Regions from separate parts of the Mus musculus genome. Here region 1 is linked to region 2. A link is a contact called in ENCODE Hi-C or POLR2A ChIA-PET data. All regions are on one chromosome and are shown on one strand. Each heading gives the region's core, a stretch centred on a gene start or an enhancer-like site at or near the end of the contact. The rest is flanking DNA. Distances are from core to core; before and after follow the strand shown. Region 1 holds the start of Zranb2 (zinc finger, RAN-binding domain containing 2). Region 2 holds the start of Fpgt (fucose-1-phosphate guanylyltransferase).

Region 1 (5,541 bases), core at 1,779-4,278, 2.4 Mb after region 2:
ATGAAGTTATGAACTCTGTTGTACATACCTTCAATAGAAACATTTGCAGGGCTTAGGAAACACCCTGAGAAGTTTCAGGGTCATAATGTATGCATGCATTTGTTCAGATTTAGTGGGGTCTGACAAGTATTTTCCAAATATAAAAGGCTACTTGACTTGTTCTAGGGTTACATAAAGTTCACTGGATTAAAAATCCCATAAAATAAACCTATTTTAAGCTGAAAAAATGAATATACATAACTGACTGAGCATATTAGCTTTGTGACACAGTACACTATAGAGTATAGGTCCTTCACCCTCATGATAGCTCACTGTTACTATCCAGAATCTTAAGTATACCAATATCATTAGATTATGAAAAATTCATAATTCAAACTTTGAAATGCACTGGGTATCGTATTCACACTGTTATGAAATTAAAATAGCATAAATCAACCCACATGCAGATGAAGACACATTGCCTGCAATCAATAAGGACTCTGGCCACCCTATAGCACTCTTTGTTCACTTTGATGGGTGGGTCATAGTTTTATACATTATGGTTTTAATTTTACACTTCCCTGACTTGCAGCAACAGAGGACAGGACAGGACAGGTTCACTGCTATCTGTCTTTCTTCACTAACTGTATGGAAAACTTAGATAAAATACACCCTTATCTATGGGCAAACTACCAAAGAGAGCCAAAGCTTAGTAGGATGGGTATAGTATGGGTTTGTTGATAGTTGCTTTTTTTTTTCCGCTATTTTCTCTTGTAGCTAGCCAGGCAACTAGCTAGTAAATCTGTAGTAACAGCACAATTAATAATAATTGAATTAATTTAAAAACAATTTTTCCAACCGTATGAACTGGGGAAATGCACATCTGTGCGCTACCAGATTGTAAAGAAACACTTAAAATATTTCACAGCTCTCCTCCCACCCAGAGTGAAAGTATAGGAGAAACTATACTTTCATATAATGACAAGGAGAGGAAGTCTCTGTACTCTTACATGTGTGGAGGGGGATGGTGGGGGGTGGGGGTGGGAAACATCCCATACCTTTCTCTTTCCCTCATCACTTCACCCTGTGTTAGGGCCCTAGTCAAATGCTTTAGCTATGACAAGCTGCTAAAAATCCAAGGGAAACCTCGTATTTCTCACAAAAGGGCCAAGAAAAGGGAACACTGAAAGACAGACTACGTGAGAGGAATCTAAGAAAGAGATGGACAGAGAGGTATGTCCTCCAAATCTAGTCTGAACCCATACAAGTTCTGTGCTCAAGTATCAACCAAGCAAAGCAGGATGGATATGATTCATGTAATGAACTACAATTAAAAGTACTGCTAAGATACCAAAACAATTCACGTGTTTGTGTGAAGGACAGATAGCAAGATCAAGATAGCAGGGGATGGAGAGTTGGCTCAGTGGTTAAGAGCACTGACTGCTTTTCCAGAGGTCCAGAGTTTGACTCCCAGCACCCACATGCTGATTTCACAACCATCTGTAACTCTAGTTCCAGGGGATCCACACCTTCTCCTGGCCTCTGAGGGCACCCAGCATACATATGGTGCACAGACATACATGTAGACAAAACACCCACACACATAAAAGCACAGCTAATACTCAGCGGTGCCAACTGATATAGAACCATTACTCACACGCAAGACTGAGCCTGTGATGCCAACCCCAGGATTGCTTGCTAAAAGAAAATAAAAATTCCACATTACCCAAGATAAAAATCCAGGAAAAAATCAGTGATTATACAATATGAAATAACTGGGAAGGTGTGGACAATTATCAGAATAAAATACATCCAAGAGCTTTCAAGTGAGATGATCAAGATGAATATAAGTATCAAAAGTGTTAGACATTAAAACCAAAGCAGTTTAATGATTTTTTTTTCTCCTGGATAAGAGCTATATGCGAGAAATATAAATGCCAGAACCCGTGTGCACAAATGTTCACGAGAGTTGATCAACAATGCCAAAACATAGATTTGGGTGTTAACTGTAAGAATATTTGCAAGAATATTTGCATGGGGGAGGGGGGAGCTAGAGAGATGGCTCAGTGGTTAAGAGCAGTGATTGCTCTTCCAGAGGTCCTGAGTTCAGTTCTCAGCAACCACATGGTGGCTTACAACCATCTGTAATGGGATCGGATGCTCTCTTCTGGTGTGTCTGAAGACAGCTACAGTGTACTCCTATAAATAAAATAAATAATCTTTTAAAAAGAATACTTGAATGCACGTTGTGACAAAGTGCAGGGTTTGGGGCTTAACTGTCACAAGAAAGAATTGTGAATATGCATGACTGAAATAAAAGTGAGCTACATGCAACTAACTGCAAACTCAGAAACTACGCGGAACTAAAAGCAACCCTCTGTCACAGTAAATTGTACCATTTCTCACTTTAAAAAATAAGCATACAGTATATGAACTAAATCTTTTATAAAGAACGAGAATAAACCCAAAGGGCCAGTGTTAAATCTGGGGAAAGGTAGTGAGTTGGGGTCAGAATTGTATCAATACTATTTCCTATTTCTAAAACCTTGGGGTGGCTCCTCTGTGTACAGGGCTTATCTCTCACACATATTAAATATTTTTAAAGCTAAGTTTTTAAGCAACAGCCCAAGAAGGAGAGATATCTCCCTTCATTAATATGACTTTTCCATCCAAATACTAAGCAGCCTAACTACACAAGCCAGGTGGAGCTAAAAGTGAGACCCTATGTTCTCACAGGAAAAAAAGTTTATCTTTTTGACGTGGCCTACAGAAGCCTGACAGAGGTTCCAAGTGGTATGTATGAAACAGTAATGTCCGGGGCAACCTGGTTTAATCCTCAGTCTCTGTCCAAAAATAAAAATAAAGTATCTTCTCCAAAGACTCGAGCCTCCCACCTTATTGCTCGCCCCAGTAAACCCTAGGCAACGCGCAAGCCCGTGGGCTATCGAGCCGCGCCGAGTCACTTCCGCCTCTGCGCCCTAGCCCCGCCCCGGAAACGGAAGCGCCTTTCTCTAGGGTCCTTCGGCCTGCGGAGAACTCGGCTGCGATGGCCGCCGGGCCGGGCTGTCCTCACAACGCCTGCTCAGGAGCTCGGTAAGGCCGAAGCGAAGCAGAGCCTCAGGACGGGCTGCTGGCTCCTGGGCGTCGTCTCCGCACCGCTGCTCCAGGCTCGCGGTCCGGCGGTGTGAGTTCTCCCCCACCCCAGGGAAGGGCGGGTCCGGCGGCGCGAGGACAGCCCGGCGCGAGGCCCCCGCGGCTCCGGTGGGGACGTCGCTGCGGGCGGCACTGCTGCTGGCGTCCAAGATGTCGACCAAGAATTTCCGAGTCAGTGACGGGGACTGGATCTGCCCTGACAAGAAGTGAGCGTGGCGGGATACCGTGGGACCTGGGGTGGCCGGGAGGTCCCTGTGAGGGCGGCGACGGGGTCGCGGCCTTTGTGGGGACGGCGGGGCGGTCGCTGCCGGCCTTGAGCGGTCGCGGGCGGCCCGCACGTGACCCCGCGCGGAGCTGAGCTCACGGTTCAGTGGCCCTGCTCCGAGCTCTGCCGGGGCCGCTCGCTGTCCCTCCCTCCCTCCGTCCCTCGCTCCCTCCCTGCGGCCGCCGTGCTTTCGGGCCTGCGATCCGTCCCCAGTGACTTGGCTTTTCTCATCCTCCTGCCGAGAGGCAGGAGGCCTGGGCACGTACGTGGCCGGGAAGCCGGTGTGCTCCGCTTATGGCCACAGAGATCGTTCTGAATAGGTGTCCCTATTTTTAAAGAAAAGTGATGTACCAGCTCGTGTTCTTGGAAAGCCAGAGTCAGAGCTGAAGGAAACCCGGGTTTACTCTTCTGTCTACTGCAGAGCGTCTAGCCTGAAGTACCTTTGCTAGAAAATACATTGCTCGACTACAGTTAACACCGAAATAACATGGGCAGTGTGTGGAGAGCAAGGAAATGATGTCACTCAGATCCACTTGGTTGGTATCAGACTGATATCAGGCTAAGCATACCAAGTCAGCAGACTAGAACCGAGATCCTCTTGGACTGTCACTGCAGGAACTGTGTGACACTTTGGAACCCTTCAGAGATTAAGACACCAGCCTCTCTGCCTTCTGTGTGACTCGTAGAAAACTGTGCTCTTGTGTTCTTACTGAAAGCACCCATGTATATTTTGGGAGGACCCTTCATTCAAAGTCCTGTACACCTAAACTCGGCAGAAACTAAATGTTATTTGTACTGAATATGTAAATCAAGGAGACAGTTTTCAGAATATATTTTCAGTTTTACTTGGAACGTGTGTATTTTTTTTTAACAGAAAAAGGGACCTTAAAGTTGTCTGGAGCCATTCAGTTTAGTGTTACACTTCCTTTCACTATTTTATCTCATTCATTGTTTTTTAATAGGGTGGTGGATTCTTTGTCGTTACTTATTTAAGCTTTAAATTGGAGTATCTAACTGCTTTAACAAATACTAAAGTAGTGCAAGTGTGTGAAAACTTAACTAGTTAATGTCATAAGGTTACACTTTTTTCTGTTGGTTGTGGTTTTGTTTTCTGTTCTTTAGTTTTAGATTTGATAAATACTATAATACTCAAATTTCTTTACAATTTAATTCTGTCTTTAGTTAATATATCAGTCTTTTCCTTATCATCGCACTTCCTACCTCTCAAAGAATGTTTCATCAATTCTCTGGAGTCCTTCTGTAACTGTTCATTCCTGATGGATCCATCCCTAGGATTTTGTGATTAATCTTTTCCTTTTAGACAGAGTTTCTCTATGGAACTCACAGAGATCTGTTTGCCTCTAGCTCACAAGTGCTGTAATTAAAGGCTTGTGCCACCACTGCCCAGCTTGAATTTTATGCTTCTAAAACTCATCACATTTATTACTTGTAACAAACAAGATGAAAGTTGATATTCCTTTTTTTTTTTTTAACTCTCTCTGGTATCTTGTCTAATTGTTATAGAAGAGTCTGACACTTTGGAACAAGAGACTTTTATGTAACTAATGATATACACCAGTCTGAAGATAGCAAGGTTTGGGTCCCAAAGTGGTTCCCACAGTAACTGTAAGCACAAGGTTGAGATTTTTACCCAGCTTTTCCTTCTCCCTGCTGGTGCTTATATTAACATAATGGGATAAGCTTGTTCTGCGTTCCAGGGTGTAGTGAGGACAGTTTAAAATGTAAACAGTTTAAGTATCTAGGAATTACTACTCTAAGTGCATCTCACTTTATTTGCAGGTGTGGAAATGTAAACTTTGCTAGGAGAACCAGCTGTAACAGATGTGGTCGAGGTGAGCGCTGACAGATAATTCTCTTAATACTGTATATGCAGATCATTTCTTTATTTCCCAGGATTTATATCGAGTTCTTGTCTGTTTGCAGAAAAGACAACTGAGGCCAAGATGATGAAAGCTGGGGGAACAGAAATAGGAAAGACACTGGCAGAGAAGAGCCGGGGCTTATTTAGTGCCAATGATTGGCAATGCAAAACGTATGTGCTTCAGATTGCTGTCTGTTACTGCAACAACATGATGAACTCTTGCTAATTATGTGACAAGATGCTATGCCATATTGATCCAAAC
Region 2 (5,708 bases), core at 1,457-3,956:
CCAGTGCCATGCACGTGCATCTTGTTCCGCACGACGAGGCTTTAGCTTTACTCAGCACATGAGCCACAAGCTTAGTGATACATTCTTATAAAATCATACTATTTACAGTCTAAACACTGCAAGTAAATAAGTAAATGAGAGATGAATGTTGGCCTTCTTTTAATGAATAACAATACAAAAGTAGAAGAAATCCTTTGCACTTCTCTCCTTAAGGAATCAAAGGTGACACGTAATTGATATATCTGCAATGATGACAAAGTTGAATTCTCCAGGGTTTAAGTAAATATTCTACGATACTTCAAGTAACTGGTCCTTGTTTGTCTGTTTCCCGTAACTTGGTCCTAAGAGGCCAAGTATATATATACATCAGCTTCCTGATTTGTTTTCTTCACCAAACTACTTCATGAAATGACTCAGTTGCTCAGTTGGAAAAGATCTTAAGAGAACTTCCAGCAAATTCCAGTGTAAATTGTACTGAGGCAAAAAAAAAAAAAAAAAAAATCTTTAAAATAAGGTCTGGACTAGTTTCTCTGTAAGTCACAGGGGCTCAGAATCTCTTTTTGGACTTTTATCATTTTAAAAGCTAAGTTTCAGATCTTAAAGTTTTTAAAGGCCATGTGTACAGATAAACAGTTTATAAACTATAAACAAAGAAAAATTATTTTTCAATTATTATTTTTGTCCAGAGTCCTTTATAAGCACCCCCATGAAATGTGTACCAATTTTGGTCCCAGCAGGATCTGGAAAAACATGGTATTGAACTCCAAGAGGCAATTCCCTTTTCTTCAGCTTCTCGGACAACTGTTGCTTGTAAGCGAGCTCCTGCTTTTCATCAGCTGCTGTTATTGCAACCACATCCCAGAATTCTCCAGCTGCCACGGGTTTGCCTATTGGAAAAATAGCAAGGAACCTTCTTTTAATGCTATCAGTCATCTCACTTACAAGTTTGCCTATTTCAAAACAGGGGCTAACAAAGGATAATCATTACCATCTTCCATACTAAGAAGGGGATACAACCAGCCAATCAACCAACCAACCAACCAACAAACCAATCAACAAAACAAACAAGCAAACATTACCCTCTAAAAGCAAGTTTTGCGAACCAGGGCCCTTAATGTTGCTGGCTGAGAAATTTCAACTCAAGGATCCACTCCTTCCAGGTTTTTGTTTAGGAATGTGGTCTTTTGTTATTGTTGCTTATCATTTTTTTCTTTCCTTTTCTTTTGTGGTACTGGGAAATAACCACAGAGTCCTATGCTTGCCAGCTCTATCACTGAGCTATGTTCATAATCCTTCATTTATCTATTTAATTAATTTAGTATCTTACGTTTGACAGGGTTGAGACAGGCTAGTTCAAAGGTAGTAAGCTATTGCAAGTGATTGTTCACATTCAGTTACAGATTGAAGTTCTATTCTATACTTCCCCCCTTCTCACTAATGCACTTGACTAGAGATAGAGGAAGGCAAAGCCTACCTAACCCAGAACTCCTCTAATGTGCTTGAAATTGGTCCTGCGAGTTCACTTCAGGGTCTCTCTATCTTGGCAATGGGAGACCCAGAAGGCTGGACTTCTGCAGAATAAATACTCTTTGTGTTTACATACTGTTGGAATCTGGGGCATCATTCTTTGGTGACTCATTCTTCAGTGAATCATGGACTCTTCCACTACTTGACAGATTGGCTCTGAACTCATATTTATTTTCTATCTATCTACCACACGACCGATCGATCTACCTATTATCTATCTGTCTATCAATTATCATCGTCTATTTGTCTGTGCAATCCAGGTAGGTCTTGAACCTCGTTCCTACTGCCTTAGCGTCTCAAGTAGATGACAGTACAGACTTGCGACACCAGTCCTAGCTTCTAATATTTTTATTAACGATGATCAAACTACACTTTATATAAGCAATCAGAATACAACACAAACCCCAGGACTAAACTTCTCAATGAACTCATTAAATGACAAATTGCACTTTCAAGAATCAGTGGAACCCTCTAATCAGCAAAAATATTAATAAGGTTTTTAACAAGTTGAGAGAGAATGAGAGGGAGGGGAAAGATAAAGAGGGAGGGAGGGACTGAGATAAGAAGGAGGAATAGGTAGGAAAGGAGGGGGAAGGGGAGGGAGAAGGAGAGGAGAGAGACAGACATGTTAGCTTGGATTTAATAGTTCCAATCATTCTGGTATCCAAATATAAGACCGTACATTTTAGGCACTCATAAATATCAATTTTACCAGACAGCTGTACCCCAAACTTACATTATCAAATTTAAAGCCATGATTGCCTCCGTATTGGGGTTTACATTGGAATAAAGTGGAGTTAAGCAGCGGGGCTTGGGAAAAGAAAAGAAACAAGGTAACGACTACTGCAGACTCTAAGCAAAAGGTCTTCTACCACTGAGTTAAGCCAGTGTTACTTCCCGTTGGTAATTCTCTTACTGCTCCTTCCTGACATCTAAGTTTAGGCTCGCACAGAGAGGAGGAAAAGGGAAAAAGGGAAAAGTCTGGCTGGCCTGGCCAGGACGGAGCGGACAGGAAGGGGTATCGGACAGGAAGCTGCGCGGGGTCCTTGGGAAGGCGCTCTCCGTGCAGGGGGGCAGAGAACTCAGTTCCGCCTTGGTACCTCTCAGCTCAGAAAATCTGCGCAGTTTCCGCAGGGTGGCTTCGCGGAGAGACGCCATGGCCGACTTCCGGGAGCACACTTAGCACGCACGCGCACTCCAAACCCCGCCCCGCCCCGCCCCGCCCCGCCTCCTCCATGCTCTCCACGTCACCGCGGCCCTGGAAGCGCCCTGAGACTTGAAAAGCTAGGATGGCGTGAGCGTGCGCAAGCGGCGTTTCCTGGGCAACGATCTGTGGGGCAGATGGGCGGGCACCTAGCGGGGTCGGGTTGTGCGGAGCTCTGGGTTCCTGCCTTACCGTGTCTGACAACCCGCGGTGCGACCGAGAAGACCAACCCACCCACCATTAGTGGATCCACCACCCAGATGCTGAGGTGACCTGCCCGCACGGAGCTCCTATTCCTGTCAGAAGCCTCCCAGGGAGGCCAGGCCCCTGAACCAGAGAGAGGCTCGGCTCTGTGGGATGCTTTCTGGTGGGCCAGACTACTCTGCACCCTTCAGTTGTCCAACTTCCCAGGCCCAGTACTGAACTAGCGCCTTTAGCCAGCACTGCACACTCTGTTGTGTTCACTTGCTTCAAGGAGATTCAACCAAAGGTGCCAGATATTGGAAAGAACCAGTCTTACTTAATACACTTTCATAGAGTGGTTATATGTGTTTCTCTTGTAGAGTGCATAAGTTTATATCGAGTACTACAGGTTGATCTCTTTAATCTTTCACATAGTACATAGAGAGGAACGCTATTTGAGGAAGCCATTTCAGTCTGAAACCCAGAAATCTTACCACTACAATTTGACTTGAGAAGCTTCTCTTCTTTAAAATCTAACTCAGAATTCTGCATAGCAGCTCCCTATGAACTTTTAAGTTTCTGAGTAAGCTTAGTTTTTCACTTAAAGCCTTGACCTCAGCATTTAATTCTGTATTTAAAGTGGACACATTTGTGGGGAGGAGATAACTGTTTCACAATACACTCCGGCTGAAGGAAATTAAGAAAATACAGAAAGGCCCGATAGATAATAACAGCAATAGCAGTCAGAGCTTGTAATTTATAGTCTTGAGTGAACTGGAGTCATCCCAGGTTTTTGGTGACCTGCCTTATGTTTAAAGGGCACAGACACACTGAAGTATGTTGGTGGGTATGGCAAGAATATAAGCAGAGCTTTATTTGGAGTCTACTAAAGTAACACAAACAGGAAAGATTTGGTGGAAATTTAAAAGATAATAATGGGAGATGGAGAGAAATTGCTTAGATTATAGAAACACTTAACCAACAACACCTGTCCAATAAATAAGTGTGGATTGTGAGAGAAATTACTAAAAGATGCTGAAAGTGGATGACATGACATTTAAATGAGCTGAGGAAAGGTATGTATGGGGAAGCATAGTGAAGTCATAAGAGAAGACCTGTAATAATATTGGATATGTAGAATAAACTAGTGCAAATATAGTAGAAATTGTTGTGTGTCTGTGCATCATGTATGTGGTTCTGGAGATCAAGACAGGGCTGGCTAGACAATTTTGTGAGTTGTCAGAATGGAGAGGGAATTTATTTTCAACTACAGGAGGAGGTTGAGGTCCAAAGGGAATAATACAGGTCAAAAAGGCCTACATATTTGAGTACCTACCAAACATTCTTATAAGTGGAAAACAAATTAACCAAATTTAAATTTCTCATATAGTACTTCACACCCACCTTTCCATTCCATGCTGAAATGTGCTGTCTTGAGCTAGTGCAGGCCTTGGGTGCTGTTACAGCTGCTGTGAGTTCATGAGTGCAGCTGCCTGCTATGTCCAGAAAACAGTGTCCACCTCCTCCGGCACTTACCCTCTTTCTCCCTCCCTTTGACAGTGATCCCTACACTGTGTGTGTGTGTGTGTGTGTGTGTGTGTGTGTGTGTGTGTGTACCTTTCAGAAATTGAGCACTGCTTAGTTGTACTCTCTACACATTGACCAGTTATTAGTCTCTGTGTTAGTTGCCATATATTGCAAAAAGAAGAAAGAAAGAAAGAAAGAAAGAAAGAAACCTTTCTGATGAGGGTTGAGAGATGCACTAAACTATGGGTGTAGCTATAGATAATTGGGAGTTAGTTTAATATGCTATGTCTGTTCGGTAGATTAATAGTAGTAGTAGGTTCTCCAGTAGAACTTCATGACCTACCTGTCTGGCCACACATTTGTGATTCTAATAGCGGTGTTAGATATGGGCTCTATTTATGGAGGGTGACTTAAATTCTTAAATCAGAAAGTTGTTGGTTACCCCTCATGAAATTCTTCTCACTAGTATACCAGTAAGTGCATTTTACCAGGTCAGTCGTTAAAGCTTATATAAGTCCTGTTTCTACCTGAGGGGCTATGGACCATTCATAGCTGCTTGGAAAGGCTGAATCAATTTTCTTTAAGGCTGTGGCCTCTCTGGTAGGTCAACCATGCTTTAGTAGATGGCCCCACTCATGAGGATATTGGCAGCATACAATAGACCCAATGAACTTTAACAAAAGAAGAGAGATAAAACTCTTTGAATATGTATATTGTCTAAAAGTTAAAGTAAATGAGATGGAATAATCAGAATGATGAATAATTTCAGATAAGAGCTTCATGTACAGTGATGTGGCTGTATAAAACTACACATCTCTCTATATATATTATTTATACACGATGCAGTGAAGCATGTCACTTTTAATTAGAGGGATGGAATCTTGATGCTGTTAATAAGGATGGATGTTGATTGTATGAACCATGTTTGTAAAAATATGATTTTGTGTATTGGATTAAAAAGGGGAATTAAGAAAATAACCAGTAATGTGGCTGCCTTGGAGAAAGCATTGCAAAACATAGTTGGTGAAACACTGGTATCCAAAATAATACAAGGCACTCAAACTCAACAGTAAGCAAACAGCCAACCAAAAAATGATCAAAAAAGCTAAAAAAGGAAGTACCTCATTGGAGGACATACTCAGATGGCAAACCAAAACACAGCATCAGATATATGTAGGAATTTCAAATTCAAAAATTCAGGTACCCCTATATAGCTACCAGACTGGCCATGATTTAAAATACCAATACACCAAATACTAGTAAGAAT

The links. Hi-C counts contacts between places; a loop is a spot of excess contacts on that map. ChIA-PET counts read pairs that join two places held with the same protein, here RNA polymerase II (POLR2A).
Region 1: a map of heart shows a loop between it and region 2 (7-fold over the local background). The contact joins the promoter of Zranb2 here to the promoter of Fpgt in region 2. A Hi-C loop is called at or near these places in 8 of 37 maps with a recorded cell type or tissue (Patski, T-helper 1 cell, T-helper 17 cell and 3 more). POLR2A ChIA-PET finds 5 or more read pairs at or near these places in 1 of 5 experiments (Patski).

What each region holds. Positions count from the first base shown.
Region 1 is chr3:157,531,137-157,536,677 of GRCm38, forward strand. Zranb2 (zinc finger, RAN-binding domain containing 2) reads left to right here and starts at 3,029. Exons shown (of 10, transcript NM_017381.3): 1 at 3,029-3,338; 2 at 5,198-5,250; 3 at 5,342-5,450. The coding sequence starts at 3,283. It overlaps 4930592C13Rik (RIKEN cDNA 4930592C13 gene), which reads right to left and starts at 2,954. Exons shown (of 2, transcript NR_152231.1): 1 at 2,874-2,954.
Region 2 is chr3:155,090,672-155,096,379 of GRCm38, forward strand. It overlaps Fpgt (fucose-1-phosphate guanylyltransferase), which reads right to left and starts at 2,707. Exons shown (of 4, transcript NM_029330.2): 1 at 2,628-2,707; 2 at 720-887. The coding sequence starts at 2,685. Lrriq3 (leucine-rich repeats and IQ motif containing 3) reads left to right here and starts at 2,763. Exons shown (of 8, transcript NM_028938.2): 1 at 2,763-2,999.